Regions from separate parts of the Homo sapiens genome. Here region 1 is linked to region 2. A link is a loop called in an ENCODE intact Hi-C map of the cell type or tissue named here. Cell type or tissue: endothelial cell of umbilical vein. All regions are shown on one strand.

The links. Hi-C counts contacts between places; a loop is a spot of excess contacts. Peaks named below come from ENCODE experiments on the same cell type or tissue, not always from the same donor. Only the 100,000 strongest peaks of a DNase experiment are listed, where the experiment ranks them.
Region 1: it touches region 2 in a loop (6-fold over the local background); 3 of 110 quality-filtered maps call a loop at or near these places.

The regions. Positions count from the first base shown.
Region 1 is chr7:123,364,688-123,372,687 of GRCh38, reverse strand. No RefSeq gene overlaps it. Among named protein-coding and RNA genes, the nearest start is that of IQUB, 170 kb to the left of the region's middle. In endothelial cell of umbilical vein, a CTCF peak has its summit at 4,966; a DNase peak (open chromatin) is centred at 4,957.
Region 2 is chr7:122,546,507-122,554,506 of GRCh38, reverse strand. The region is part of intron 8 of CADPS2 (calcium dependent secretion activator 2); the gene reads left to right. The region is part of intron 3 of LOC105375481 (a long non-coding RNA gene); the gene reads right to left. Among named protein-coding and RNA genes, the nearest start is that of RNF133, 150 kb to the left of the region's middle. In endothelial cell of umbilical vein, no CTCF peak of the experiment used is centred here; a DNase peak (open chromatin) is centred at 3,706.

The DNA of each region.
Region 1 (8,000 bases), 820 kb before region 2:
TCTAACCTCCTACCCTTAAGTGTGTTCACATGACAAATGTTTCAATAAATACTTAGTCTGAAAGACATTCTGGAATGTAGTTGTGCTAATATACTTGCTAACTATAGCTGCAGTTGTCTCTTCTTTTCCTGGAATGTGAAATAATAAATCACCATCTCAGAAGTCATTTTGAAAGCCTTAATCAGATAAATCCTCATTTTTCCAGGCAGTATTTCTGTTGTTGAGGGTTAGTCATAATTTTCTTCTCTTAATGATAAAAGTGATGTCTCGCTATTGAGCAGAGGCAAAATGTGAATGCTAATGTCTTACAACTGGGAGAACAAATCTATTAATTAAAGGAGTATTCCCTTGGAAAATATTTTTCTTCTCTTCATTAAAATGAAATAACTAATTTACTTAATTAATGATTATTCCCAAAGCTACTTCCAGATAATGATTATATTGAGTTTTAATTGGCTGATCTATACAAACTTGGCAAAGCATTAATATAAAACTGATATTTTTAAATGTTCATCAAAAATTGAAACATTCATCTCTGTTCAGAGAACAATAGTAACAAGTAGAAGAGATGGGAGATTGAGCCAATGGCTTGGTAATGTAAATCTCATCCTCACTATGCTGCTTTCTTTTGGAGGAAAACAGTTAACAAACTTTTCTTGTCTCCCTAGTTCTTATTGGTGAGAAAGCATTTATAGGAGATTAAAATTTTTAGTTCTGTAGTTATACTAAAAGGCATATCTTTCCTAATATAGAAACGTTTTAATAAATATGCTTTAAAATAGGTTTGTTATTTTGTCCACGGTATGGTATTTTCTCCCAAAGAAATGGAGTTAGGTGATTATGCTGAATAGAACTCTTCTCCAGTTTACTTTCTCAACCCAAACCCCAGAGCTGGGGTCTGTGACATGAGCTCAGTTTGGATTGGGAGGCTGATTTCTGTGGGTCCTTGCTGCCATCCTTGATTCTGTCATGAACATAACAGATATGAAGAAAACAAACTTCCAAGGACCCATGAAACAATTTGAGTGCAGATTCTGACTTCTTAAAAGCTCTTAAAAACAAATTTTTTCACCAGTACATCACCTTCAGGACTGACTTCCTGATGAATTCTGAGCTTGTCCACCCCCTTTGGTATCTGTCCCCAACTCCACACCGCAGAGAGACTGCTTGAGTTTAGCAACACTTTTAGAAAAAAAAGTAAATCTTTGATGATTTAACCAATAATTTCTTAAAGTCTCTTTTCCTATTTAGAAAATATTATTTGCCATCTTTAGCTTGACTTTATTTGGTTTTATTTGTTGGTAGAGAAATGGCAATTGAGATGTGAGAAAGTAGGACTGATTTTGGAACTGTGAGACAGACAAAATCAGTGGTTGCCAACCATACCATCCCCAACGCCCCTTTTATAAAAAATAATTTGCAATATCCCTTTTGCTACCCTTAAATGATAATACATAATTTTGCAAACCAATCAATAAAATATCTTAAACTAAAATATAAACGATAAATACAAGGAAAGTGATTTATAATAAATAATGCCACTGCAATATGTAAACAATTAGGGATGACTGTATTAAAAGATATAACAGAGAAGTATGATTGCATTTACGAAGAATCACTACAAACAAAATGACCACAGATATAGATCGGCACACACGCTGTATTAGTGATTCAACTTCCACAAACAACATTGCTGTCTATGATATATTTACGTGAAATGGTGATATTTTCTTTGTAAAATTCTGAAGAACGCAAAGTAAAATAATTCCCCTAATTTGCATGGTAGTAGCATTCTTGGGAAAATTTGGCATGATTAAAATTGTGTAAAAAGTACTTCATGTATTTTTGTCATGAGGAGGTTGATTCTAGGCTTAGATAATGATAAGTGAAGTTTTTCACCTATTTAATGTCAGGCACATTATTCACAGATTCTGTCGAATGTGGCACAATTCTTCATTTATCTGGACTGCCCAGTGCATTGCACTCTGGCTTGTACCCACCAAATTCAATAGCACCTTTCAATCACTGACAGCCAAAAATACTGCTTCCAACCACACAGCATTTTAGAACTCCTTTATGGCTATGGGACAGTACCTGCCTGTTGAGAGTCACTGGTCCCAATAAACAGCAGTGGGCTCAGCAGCTGTGATGGGCCTCCAGCCTACCTGTGTCATCACATACTCTTTGTGCCATCATGACTCTGTCATTACTCACTTTAATTCTTACATTATCTGTATCCTATGTGCTTTTTAAGATTAAGAATAGTAATTGGAAGACCGGAAAGAATCTTTGGCATCTGCCATTTTCACTGGATTAAGATCGCTAACGATGAGAAAACTTTTTGAAATGGGCCTATTTGTGGAGCTTACACATTTTTCTGTGGGTTCTTAAACCTCCATGAGAAGGTTAAATCTAGATGAATGGTTGGAGTTGGGGGTTACACTTAGAGGGTCTTATTTATGTCCACCAAGGGAAATAAACAGGGATAATTGGTTGAGGAATCCATGTCAGAGCCATAAGCCAGGAGCCAAAGAGATCAGATACAAATGCCAGATCCAAAGTGGGAAAAGTAAGCTTAAAAAAATGAGTCTGAGGCCAAGAATCAGGATAAAAAGATGAACTGTACTGAAGCAGGAGATGAGGAACAAAAGAAGAGGGGCCCAAAGAGATTTTGGTGTTTGTAGTTTGTGTTTATGGGACAGTAGGTATGTAGCTCACCCTTGGACGAAACCATATTAAAGTAGAGTTGGAACAGACACCTTTCAATCACTAGCATATAGGCGGTTTTATACAGATGTGACATAGAAGGCAGGTCTGTTGACCATATATTTTAACAAATTGCTAAATGGAAGTTTGTTTGGCTCATGGTTCCGCAGACTATGCAAAAAACATTGTGCCAGCATTCGCTCCTCTTGAGGGCTTTAGGAAGCTTCTGTCATGGTAGAAGCGGATGGGGAGCTGGTGTGTCATGGGGAGAGAGGAGAATGTGAGATAGAGAGAGGGAAGGGATACAGTGTTCTTTTGAACAAACAGCTCTTGCGTGACCAAATAGAGTGAGAACTCACTCATTACCTCAGGACAGTACAAAGCTATTCATGAGGGATCTGCCCCCGTGACCCAAACACCTCCCACTAGGCCCCAACTCCAACATTGGGGATTGCATTTTAACGTGAGATTTGTAGGGGTCAAATATTCAAACTATATCAGGGTGCTTACACTCAATCAGTTCAGCTCTTTTAAATACCAAGACTCTTTGAAGGCTCTTACCACATTCTTCTAAGGTATCTACCTCTTTCCCTCAGGTTGTGGTTGTGAACCTCAGCAAGGCTGTAGTTCTCAATACCACCAACTTCCACAGGCCCAAATCGGTTCATTTATGGGATTCCTATTCTACATACCTTGGGAATGGGAAAGTGGAACTTTAGGGGGTAATGGGGTAGTGGTGGAGGTGTGGTGGTACTTATATGGAGTTCTGCCAAAACTGTACATCTCAATAAGCCCTTCAAAGAAGAGTTGGTCCTGGTAGTTGTAAGTCGTCTGATCTTAAATATGAGTAGTGTGTGCCCAGCATGAATCTTAGTGGTCAATTTCTGGCAAACAAAATCCCATGTGTTATCCGACACCATCCTATTTATACGTATATGTCAAGGTAACATTTTGGGGTATTTCAGTAAGTTTTAAGAAACATGTCTTCATGTGATTTAAATCTCATTAGTAGCATGTTTGTGAACTAATTAACTGACTTTCCAGGATGGGCTTTTTGATAGCATGTAGGTATAAATGTATAAAAATTCCCTAAAGGACCATAAATAAATTTATTTCCTTCATTGTTACTACATGATCTTTAATGTCAACTGGTTATCTAACAAAGGTCTTCTTGTAGTAGACACACAAAAATAAAGTTTAGAAAATAAGACCCATAGAAAAAGATTAAAGGGTTATTCAGAAAAACTGAGAACCATCTTGGTGATCATCCTCAAGAATAAAGAGAATATTGGTGAATTATTCTTCATAAGGAATAGAAAGAAGAGTGAATAAAGTGTTAACGGCAGTACTTGAATAGGTCAGAAATTCCAGCCCCTTGGAAACTGTCAAGGATTGCATTGGCAATGACAGATGTTTGGTATTGTTCTCTCTAGATTAAAACAGGATAATTCCCTCATCTGTTTGCTGTGATCTGGGACATGTTAACTAAAGCAGGTAGACAAATTTGATAGCTTTACTAAAGTTCAGTCAACTGTTGTTAGAAAACCCTCTGTTCTTCAAAATAACAGATGTTGGTGAAGCTTCAGAGAGAAGGGAATGCTTACACACTGTTCGTGCTAATGTAAATTAGTTCAGCCACTGTGGAAAGCAGTTTGGAGATTTCTTAAAGAACTTAAAACTGTGATTCAACCCAGCAATCCCATTACTAGGTATATACACAAAGGAACATAAATCATTATACCAAAGAGACACATGCACTCTTATGTTTATCGCAATACTATTCGCAATAGCAAAAACATGGAATCAACCTAGTGCCTATCAATAGTGGATTGGATAAAGAAAATATGGTACATATACACCATGGAATACTACATGGCCATAAAAAGAATGAAATCATGTCCTTTGCAGCAACATGGAGGCAGCTGAGGGCCATCATCCTAAGCGAATTAATGCAGGAACAGAAAACCAAATACTGCATGTTCTCACTTACAAGTGGAAGCTAAACATTGGGTACATATGGACATAAAGATGGGAACAATAGACACGGGGTCTACTAGAGTGGGGGACAAGGGCTGAAAAACTACCTATTGGATAATATGTTCACTACCTGGATTAAAGAATCATTTGTACACCAAATCTCAGTGTCATGCAATATGCCCATGCAACAAACCTGTACATGTTAGTCCCTGAACCTAAAATAAAAGTTGAAATTACGTAAATGCATTAAAAAAGAAAACTTCTGTAATTCTTAGAACAGCCTCTGGAGGTCAGGGTTGAGGCATGGCGCACAGCTAAGCTCCCCAACTCGCTGCCTAGCCAGTCAAAATAAGGCAGACACTAATACTTTGGTTCTCCATCTGGTACCATTCATGAGCTCTAAGTTTGTTTACTCAAAAACTGTATTTAAACTAATAAATTAATGTGCTGCTATTGAAGATTTGAAAATACATTTAGCTTATACATTTAAGTAAGAGTCCATATTAATTTCTTTAAAACAAATAAGGTAGAGCTTTAAGAACATTTTTAAAAAATCTATGTAGACCTTGAAATGTGTAAAGATTTGTAAAATCACGTATCTTAAAAGTTAAAGTACTTCAACTTTAATAGGATCATTTGAAGTTTTCTCACGTTCCTAAAATTTAGGGTTGCAATCATTCTCTTAATTCAAAAGCATTTGAAAGCTCTCCAAATAATATTAAAATCATTTGGAACAAGACAGAATAATTTACCATTATTATTGTACTTCAGTGGTTTTTCAGCCCCAGTTCAGAGGATGGCAGGCAGCCAAAAGACATCCTCTACACCGTTTCTCCTGAGCATCAGCAATCCAAAATTCAGGCAAGTTAGAGGAGGGTTCGTCTAAAGTGCTTTGCAATGTTTTGGAGCTACCATCTTTCCTGTTCTCTGGTTATTTTCTGATTTCTTCCATTTTTGATTTTTTAAACAGTGCTCCCAGATATCCTTGAATATTTGGGGAAAATATGAAAGGTAATATTACCTTTTTAAACATCTAAGTGTGAAATTGCTATATTTGGTTGTATATTTCAAGCTGCTTCCAAATATTATTGAGAAAGAATATGCTCTGGTAATAAACATTAGTTTACCCTGAGACAAGTGTGTTGTTCTTTACATTAGATGATCTTGCTGAACCCTTCTGGGACTGAATTGTCCCTGGCAACTTGCTGTGAGCCATCTGCTTGTTCTCACACTTTCATGCTACATTTTTCATGAATAGAATGGGTTAATTAAATTGGGTTTGTGGAAGCTGAAATAGTAAACAAATTAAATTTCCAAATAAAACTAAAAATCTATGATGCCATTTAAAAATAACCTGTACTTAATTTGTTTAAAACCTGGAGCGGTGGCTCACACCTGTAATTCTGGCACTTTGGGAGGCCTGGGTGGGCAGATTTTTTCAGTCCAGGAGTTTGAGACCAGGCTGGGCAACATGACAAAGCTCCAATCTCTAGAAAAAATACAAAAATTAGCTGGGCATGCTGGCGTGCACCTGTGGTCCCAGCTACTCGGGAGACTGAGGTGGGAGGATTGCTTGAGCACAGGAGGTTGAGGCTGCAATGAGCCAAGACCACCCCATTCTACTACAGCCTAGGTGACAGAGCAAGACCCTGTGTAAAAAAAAAAATTGTTCGGAGATATTAAAAGAAAAATTTTGAAGACTGTTATTCTTCCTGTTATTTTCACATATAGTGGAACACATATTAGATGAGTCATTCTTTATTCAATGTTTATCTGTCGTGGCAAAAATTATTTGAATACAACTTGGGTTTATTCAAAATGAAAAAAACAATGTTCACTTTGCCTCAGGATAGCAACTCTTTCTAATCTTATTTTTTAACCTAAAAGTAAAGACAGTGCATGTCAACCTGATATCCAACTATCTTTCCTGTGGGTGTTTTTTCTTTTTTTTTTTTGTCTTGTTAGATGGGATGGCTTCGTTTATTTCTACTTTTTCCTAGCAGTTGAAACTTCCACTCATCAAAGTAGTGGTTGCTTATCTACTACCCCAAGCAGATAGATGCATGTACACCCCAAAAGCATATCAAGCTGAACATATTCAATTTCTCATATTAGACTGATTTGGGAGACTAAAGAAGGTTTGGGGCCAAGACTAGCCGATTTGAGGTTAATTAAATCTACATAAAGTAATTATTTACCTCTGGTGAATATAGTGCTTCTAAGGGATGTAGCTGCAGTGAGGATTGAAAGGCATGAGTTTCGGCCGGGCGCGGTGGCTCAAGCCTGTAATCCCAGCACTTTGGGAGGCCGAGGTGGGCGGATCACGAGGTCAGGAGTTCGAGACCATCCTGGCCAACATGGTGAAACCCCGTCTCTACTAAAAATACAAAAAAATTAGCCTGGCATGGTGGCGGGCACCTGTAGTCCCAGCTACTCAGGAGGCTGAGGCAGGAGAATGGCGTGAACCCGGGAGGCGGAGCTTGCATTGAGCCGAGATCACGCCACTACACTCCAGCCTGGGTGACAGAGTGAGACTCCGTCTCAAAAAAAAGAAAGGCATGAGTTTCTTCCCTCAGTGCAATTAAAATGGGAATGAGGGTGGGGCTATAGTAAGCTCTAGATAGACAGTTGGGAAGTCCCACCTTATTTCTAGGAGACGTGATAAAAGGCAAATTCTGAAACCTCTGGCAAATCTTCCATTCATTGGAAATATTAAGCATTTGGGTTTGCTAATTAGTAAAATATCATGTGGCTCCAAACTTCTGCAATTTTTGAAAAGGCAACTAGCCATAGATTTTGGTAGTTGTGTCTAAGTAGATTACAAATTGAGCATTTCTGCCTGCCCAGGAGGCACGGCCTGGGGTTCGCTGCCCCAAATGTCTCAAATGTTGGTGTTGTGACAGCTGGTATCACTTTGTCCCATAGAGAGTCCTTGTGTTTCCAGACATGGGAGCCCTGTAACATTTTTGGAGTAACTCTCTTTCACTTACTGATTGATTTCAATCCACTTTCTCTTCTAAAATGATGCCTGGTGCATATTAGTCAAATTAAGTGGACTACAAATTTGTCTTTCTTAAAACATCAATATGAATATATGGGTAATTTATCCTTTGTAAAGTGAGACCAATATAATAGAAATTCATCCTAAATATGCACGCAAAAAAGATGAGAGTAATGGTGTTTAATCTTAAAAATTAACATTTGTGGAAGTAATGAGGAAAGTGTGAATTAAAAGGGAAAGCTGCTTTTGACCTGGGTTTCAAGAGTGTCTGCTTCTGGATGGGGTCAACATATATCCTCCAATTTGCAGATACAGA
Region 2 (8,000 bases):
CATTTCAGTGTATTATTTTTGTCAGTTTAGTGAGAGAACCAGTATAGCAGGCTTTCACATGGAGTTTTCTCAAAAAGTGACATACGTAAGTTATCTTACTCAATGTTTTTATACCCATAGACGGCTTTATAGCTCAATACATGAGTCCTTAGTTAAGATAACTGTATGCGAGCTACCACGATATTGGAACTTGATTGTGTTAGTATTACTCATCAGTCATATTGATACAGGGCACCAGGGCACTGATACCTTCTAAGAAACATTCTTCAAATTACAATAATAGTTGAAACAAGCTTAGCATTGAGGTTCCTAGAAATAGTTAAACTTCCATAGACTGTATAAAAACTAAAACATAGTGTAGATGTAACCCAACGAGGCTATATACATTTTAACAAGAGGGATATGAGTGTTGATCCAAACATGTGAGTGAGAATTGAATCAATATTGGAGAAAACTGCTACTGTTGCCTGGGGAAGAAATGCAGGGACTGTCTCCTGGGGATCACCAGGGGTCAGAGTCAGCCTTCATCTCTGCCAAGGTTCTTTGTCTGTTGCAGCTGGTGATGAAACAGGTCTGAACTCTTGAATAAAATGAATTGCCAAAAATCCAGGACTTCCTCAGAATAACACTTTGGACTTACTATGGCCAAATCCCAGCATAGGGGTATTAGCCATTAGGAAAGAAAAGGGGCCATTTTTCTTACTATGGAGAAAAGCAGTTGTTGAAGTGGCTTACCCTGAGTTAGTAGCAACAGACATAGAGGTCTAAGAAAGTGCATCCTTGTAACAAGCAGAGTCTGCTGGCATTAGGGCCCAATCACTAACATCAGGGTGGAGCGAACTGATGATTCAAAAAATGAGGAGGATTCTTTAGATGACCATTAGGGGAAACAAAGTTAGGCTCTGGGCAGGGGGAAACCCAAGGTATACATTACAGTTGGGATGGTGCTAAGGACTGTATTGCTTTTTGGTTTAGTAGGCAGCATGTGCAGTGTCAGAACAGACCTCACCAAAGGGAAAAAGTACATGAGAGGGTGGGCTCTTAGAAATGGAACCATGATTTGGATAAACAACATTATGCATCTTTAATGTAGTAATGTAAAGTCAAGTCTAACTATGACTCAGATTATAATGCACATGGAGTATCTGGGATTTAATATTTAATTCATGCATCCATCTACCTGCTCACCAGTAATTTATGCAGCAGGCATGTATTGAGCACTACTGTCTTCCAACTAGGACAAACTTTAATGTGATATTATTGCAGGCCTATAGGAACTGGCTAGTCAGGAATTCAGACTTGTATGCAAATAATTATGATAGTGATAAGTGCTGTAAGACAGAAATGGGAACCTGGGAGAAATAATACCTGATTTTTGCCAGGTATAGTGAATGAAAGTCTCACAGGACACCTGACTTTTGAGATAAAACTTGAAGGATAAATTTATCAGGTAGACAGTGGGAGAACTGGCATTCCAGCTACATGACAGCATGTACAAAGGCAGGGAGTCCTGGAAGGAGTTTTAGCTGATGATGACAAGTTCAGTGAAACTGTCATAGAGTGCTTTGAGACTAGAGAGAGTGCTAGTGCTCTAAAGTGCTTAGAGACTAGTAGAGTTACACATAAAAGAACACAGTATGTTCCAGGAACTGCAGTTGTTTCTCTACCCTTTTTCACTCAGTCCCTTTTTCTTTTGATGAATGGCACAATAATAAAAAAAAAAAAAAAAAACAGGAACCTATCATAGTGCCGAGATGACCCTAATTTACCCATGGCCAGTACTATGCCATGGTGAATACTCCTGGACCTTCAGCTTGTCTCAAGAACAAAGACTGAACATGCATAGGGCAGGTCCTGTAACCTTTAGCTCCAGTGGGAAGAAACCCTTGCTCTTACCTGGCAGTTCCTTGGTTTAGCATACTCCAGGATAGGTGAGACAATCCAGACCCCTTACAAGGCTTGATTTGGGGGTAGGGTATGTTTTTATCACATCTCTTTGACTAAATCAGTACCCCTAGAAAGGCCTGCAATTGCCTTCTGCCCAAGACTAAAGGTGAAGGAAAAGACTAAAGAGGATATATCATCGTCTCTTAATTTAATCCATAAAGCTCAGGAACTCACTGAAGGACACGGACCAGAAATGCCTCATAGCCCAATTATCTAACATTGCTAAGAGATACAGGCATTTCCAGATATTTAAATATCTCTTCAGTTTCTGATGTATACATTGAAGCAATGTTAGAACTGAAAATTATCTGTGATGATGTTATGCTAAGATAGTGTGTTATGTAGCAGAATTAAGAATATCATATTCCAAAATAGTGGTTCAATTAAAATATTTTAATACTAATATTAGAAGAATTAAACATTTTCAGCAATGCTATAATAGTAATTGCTCCCTATGGACAGGGACAGTTAGAGGTGCTTTAACCTAAGCATCTGTTCTGTTTTCTCAGTACCCATGTGGTAACAGTTTTAAACATTTTGAATAATACACCTGTGTGTAAACATGTATTGGCAAACATTTCACCTACAGCATAGCTATATTCGTCTTTTTCTGAGGTACTTCATCAATGGATTTTACTGCACTTAATTACATTTAAGAAGAGAAAGTAAGTTAATCTTTTTCTTCCAAGTATTCCATCATACACCAAAGCAATAACATAACAGGAATAGTAGATTAATAGCATTTCGCTTTGGGCCTGGATCGTGTTTTGTCAATCATTTCTCCTATAATCAATAATTAACAGATGGATAATAATTTTGAGAGACAAGTCAAGTTTTAAAAATATTAATTTATCTTTAAAATATAGCAAACTCCTGTTACAGATAGAGTTGTTAGGTGGATTAAAAATAAATTGGAGGATAATGGATTTTTATCTTCAGAGCACTTTAGACTTTGAAATCTTTAGGACTTCAGTAGTAAAAACCTATTCTCTGTTTTAATAATGTGGACGTCAAATAGATCTTTCTTGCGTGAACTATTGTAACATGTATTCTCTGTTTTATTCATTTATCACTTATCTATGGCCCCTAAAAAATATTTTTATCAATGTTATTTATATTTTTCTGTGTGTTCTCAACTGTACTCTAAGTTTCTTAGACCTATTTGAATTCTCAATGCCTCCCACAGTGTATAATCAGAGATAGATATTAATGTGAATAATGATGGTGAAAATGTAATATTGTGCTCCCTAGAGTATTAAGGGAAAAGTAATACAAATGAGAGTAAGCTTTATTCACAAATGGAACCTTAAAAGATTCTAAACACAGTTTATTGAGAATAGAACATAATTTTAATGTAAAAAAATGCCTAAAATAAATGAAATAAATGGTGTTTAGTTCTCAATGTTGCATTTTAATATGACTATTTTTTTAAACCAGAAGGTAAAATGCATCCAATCTAAAGCTCATGTTTCTGATAACTAATCAGTCCACGACTATATATTATAGTTTATTTAAGTAGGACTAACTACATGTAAATGAAAATAGATATTTAATTTGGATCAAATAAGCATAACTATGATTCCATCCTTTTAAAACCAAACTGGGCATTACCACAAGACGTATATTTAGCAAAAACTTGAGTTTATTTATTCTTTTGGAATATGTCATCTAAACTAATTATAGAAACTAACCCTTAGATAAATCTATTGAACAAATTACCAGCTATGTTTTGAATGGTTAAATGATTCACATCCAGCTTTTGAATTTATTTTCCTGGTTTGTGTGTGTGTGTGTGTCTGTAGCATGAAGATAGAAGTGTTCTTGAACAAATGGGCTATACCTTAGCATAGCCTAGTGGCTAAGTAACAGTATTAACTTAAAACTCAAATAACTATTCCTGTTTTTATTAAATAAAATTATTTTCCTAATTCAAAGGTTACTTTCTCAACCAAAAAAAGTAAAATAAAATGGAACTAATAAATGACTGTTATGACAATTAAATCTATAACTGAAAAAGAGAAAATTGGCTTTCACAAATATGTGGAAGCATTATGACCATGATCTATGAGAAGTCTGCATGCAACTGATTACTTTTATAGTAAAAATAGAGTTTCGTAACTATATAACTATAATAGAAGACTTTTATCATAGTTTCTAATTGGTAAGATAAAATTTTAGCAAAACTACTCTGAGATGAATCTCATATTTCTCTTTGTGTAGAGTCATGCTTGGCTATTTACACATTTTGTTGAATGAACGGATGGATTAAAATATTTTGACATTGTCACAGATAAAACTCTGTAGTTTAATTTCCATCATAAAGATAGAAAAGGCATTGGGCTCATCTCTTGTTGCAAGGAGAGACAATAGTTAAACTTCCAGCAGAAAAACGAGACAAGCCCCACACCGGCTGCTTTGTGGCCCCACCATTTCCCAGAGAGAGGGCCAGCTGGGCATCCAGAGGTTGGGACAGCATGCCTACATAAACTGCATTCACACACTAAATATTCAGACATTGTATTTCCTCATAAAGTGAAATGACTGCACTCTAGTAAAGTTTCATTGTTTAGATTATTATTCAGGGTTTATGATCTCCAACTAATTTAGGGGAGGAAAATCTTAGCTGCGTCGAGGTAGTATTTGCTCAAAGAGTCCAGGCTTTAAACAAAGCCAAGTCTGTTCTTTCACAAAGCAAATTGATATTTCATTTTTAAATGTACCTTTTAGAATGACTTTCCCCTGTGTCCTTGTCTAAAATAACTATGTTTCGACATCTGACCTTGACTTGAACCTATGTATGTATGTATGTGTAGGTCTACTTGCATTCCCAGGTTGAACTTGGCCCAGCCTGGCTTATCCTGATTTCACCGAAATCCTACTTGAGTCCCTTGAACTATAATAATAATAATAATATTAATTAATACTAATCTTTTTTTTTTAAGACAGAGTCTCACTCTGTCGCCCAGGCTGAATTGCAGTGGCACCATCTCCGCTCACTGCAACCTCCACCTCCTAGGCTTAAGCAGTCCTCCCACTTCAGTCTCCCAAGTAGCTGAGACTACAGGCATGCACCACCACACCTGGCTAAATTTTGTATTAATTAGGCTAATTATACAATCACACGAATGTCTTGAGTGCGATGGTAACTACAAAATAAAAGTCATGTAGACGGTAAGTATTGAGTCAGCTGTTTAGGTTTATCAATCCTTGATTTTTTTGTATTAATTAGTGCAGTGGTAACTACAAAATAAATGTCATGTAGACAGTAAGTATTGAGTTAGCTGTTTAGGTTTATCAATCCCCAATTTTTTTGTATTAGAGACAGGGTAGAGACAGGGTTTCGCTATGTTGCCCAGGCTGGACTCAAACTACTGCACTCAAGCGATCCTCCTGCCTCAGCCTCCCACAGTGCTGGAAATACAGACGTGAGCCACTGTGCTCGGCCTTATGATATTCTTCAAGTTTTAACCACATCATTTGACTTTATTCAAAAGAAAATGCTTGAAGACAAATGAGAAAAATAGAAATGTACAAATCATCATTAATTCATTGAGAGTATAACAGTTATATCCCTATTAGGTCCTTTGCTTAATTGTTAGACTTTAATTTACATTTTTATTTGACAGCTATTATGGATGTAGATATGGTAGTTCGTTGCTCTTTGTGTGTTTATTTTTCTGCTAACTTTATTTTGTCTTCTCTCTATGTCCAAGGGAGAAAAATGAAAATATTACATAAGGGCTTTGAACCATGTCTGAGCAACTGACTTGAGTGATTTATCTAAGAAATAAGCTCAGGTTCTAAAAATAAAGAGCATCTGGAGATTATTTCATGGCAAGTGAGAGGAATAAGAAAGCACTTTCACTTTATTTCAGTCTAATGCTGTCTAACACTTTTTAAATAACTGGTGGTGCTCATTGTATGTTTTACTACAATTTGCTAGTTTAACTTGTAATTTTCTTGCTTAAATCATTAAATAAGTATGATTTGATCCATATAGCTCTACCAGTCTATCAAATCTTGCTAGTTGTGATATTAAAATTTGTCAAGTTTTATGATACATTGTTGATCTCATTAGATTTACATACCAGGTGAGTTAGTTTTAATTTCATCTCAGGTTGTTTTTGTTTATTTTTAGTTATAGTTTTATGTGTGATTCATTTTTATTTTAATTTAAAAAAATTTTTTAGACAGGGTCTTATCCTGTCTCCCAGGCTGTAGTGCAGTGGTGTGAACAGAGCTCACTGCAGCCTCCACCTCCTGGGCTCAAGTGACCCTCCCATCTCAGCCTCGTGAGTAGCTGGGACCACAGGTGTGTGCCACCATACCTGACTAGTTTTTTTAAAAAAATTTTTATAGAGATGGGGTCTCCCTATATTGCCCAGGCTGTTCTTGAACTCCTGGACTCAGGTGATCCTCCTTCCTCAGCCTCCCAAAGTGCTGAGATTACAAGTGTGAGCCACCACACCCAGCTAAATTGCTTTATTTGAAGAGGGATTGATAAACCTAAACAGCTGACTCAATACTTACTGTCTACATGACTTTTATTTTGTAGTTACCATCACACTCAAGACATTCATGTGATTGTATAATTAGCCTAATTAAATGTTTTGTGGAAAGAATCAGTGAGAGAGACTAGTGTCATTGAAATTAGCATTCTAAAGACCTTTGCCAGCTCTACTCTAGAATGCTCATAGTACTCACTTCCTCTGTTTCTTCTGTCTCTTATCAGGTGCTGTCTCTACAGCAGCCCATCCTGTTCACCCTACAAAGAACCCTTCTCTCTCTGCTTCCAATTCTACTTTTAACTGGCTTCATTCTTTTTTTTAAGCTCTTATTATCTGTGTGATATTTATTGTTTATTAACTGTATCCTCAACTAGAATGCTATTGCCATGGTGTAATTTGCTATTGATTAGCTTCCCAACTAAATTTGATTGCCATAGAATAGGAACCTTGTCTCACTTGCTATTTTTAAACCCAATTTTTAGAACATTGCCTAGTATTTAGTAGAAGCTAAACAAATATTTGTTGAATTGATGAATTTTTTTTAGAAAAGAATAGAATGCAGAAATTATGCTCACAGTTGTAAGTGGACTGATTGTTTGGATATTAACTTCAAATTATCTAATTGGTACCACTGTAAGGTGGATTTGTTGGAGTGTGTTTCAAAACATTATTGCCCCAGAAGAATTACAGGAAGTCTCCTTTTTTCACAAATTTAAATTTGACTATAAATCTAAAGACTGTATTAAAAAGAAATATATTATTTCCCCAAAACTTTAAATTGAAATTAATTACTGTCTGCAGGGAGGCTTGTTGCCTGTCAACATTTATTCTTAGACCATCCCTGTGGTTGAACTGTAGGAAGAAGTTTTAGCAACATTTCTTGTGGGTAGAGTATACCCCAGGGTTAATATGTTTTAATTTGTAAGAATGATGTATTATGTAACCAATACTTATAAAAATTAAAGGCAAAAAAAAAACACCCTAGATTTGAGCTTCGTTCATATTATCTTTATGGACTAAATAAAAGTAATTTGCTTTCTTTCTGCTACAGTGACCCCTGAATTTGAATAGTCATGCTATATTTATTTCAGTATTTATTCTGTCAATTCTATTTGGTGTACACTTTTTTTTCACATTTAGATAGGCTCAAAAATAATTCATGAAAATATTTTCCCCAACAGCTGACAAGAATGAGGAGAAATATACAAGGAACCAGTGTTTTAATGATGAGACAGGCAGGAAGAGTCCTAGACTGTATACGGAGAGGAATGGACTAAGCAAGCAAAAGCATGGGCTGACAGTACCAAGACTTGCAAAGATTTCAGAGTCAGAGCATGGCAGTGGGCCAAAGTCGGGATGAAACTTAGGAGCAGAAGGTTACATAAACCAGAAAGCATCATACATGGCAGTAGTGAAGGGCAATAGCAGCAAAAGTACAGCATATGGCAGCAAAGCTGGCCTTACTTGAAAGTCCCTGAAAAAAGGAAGGAAAAAGCTTAAGATCAGCAGAGGTCTAAAGAGGAGAAAATGAGTGTTTATGGAACA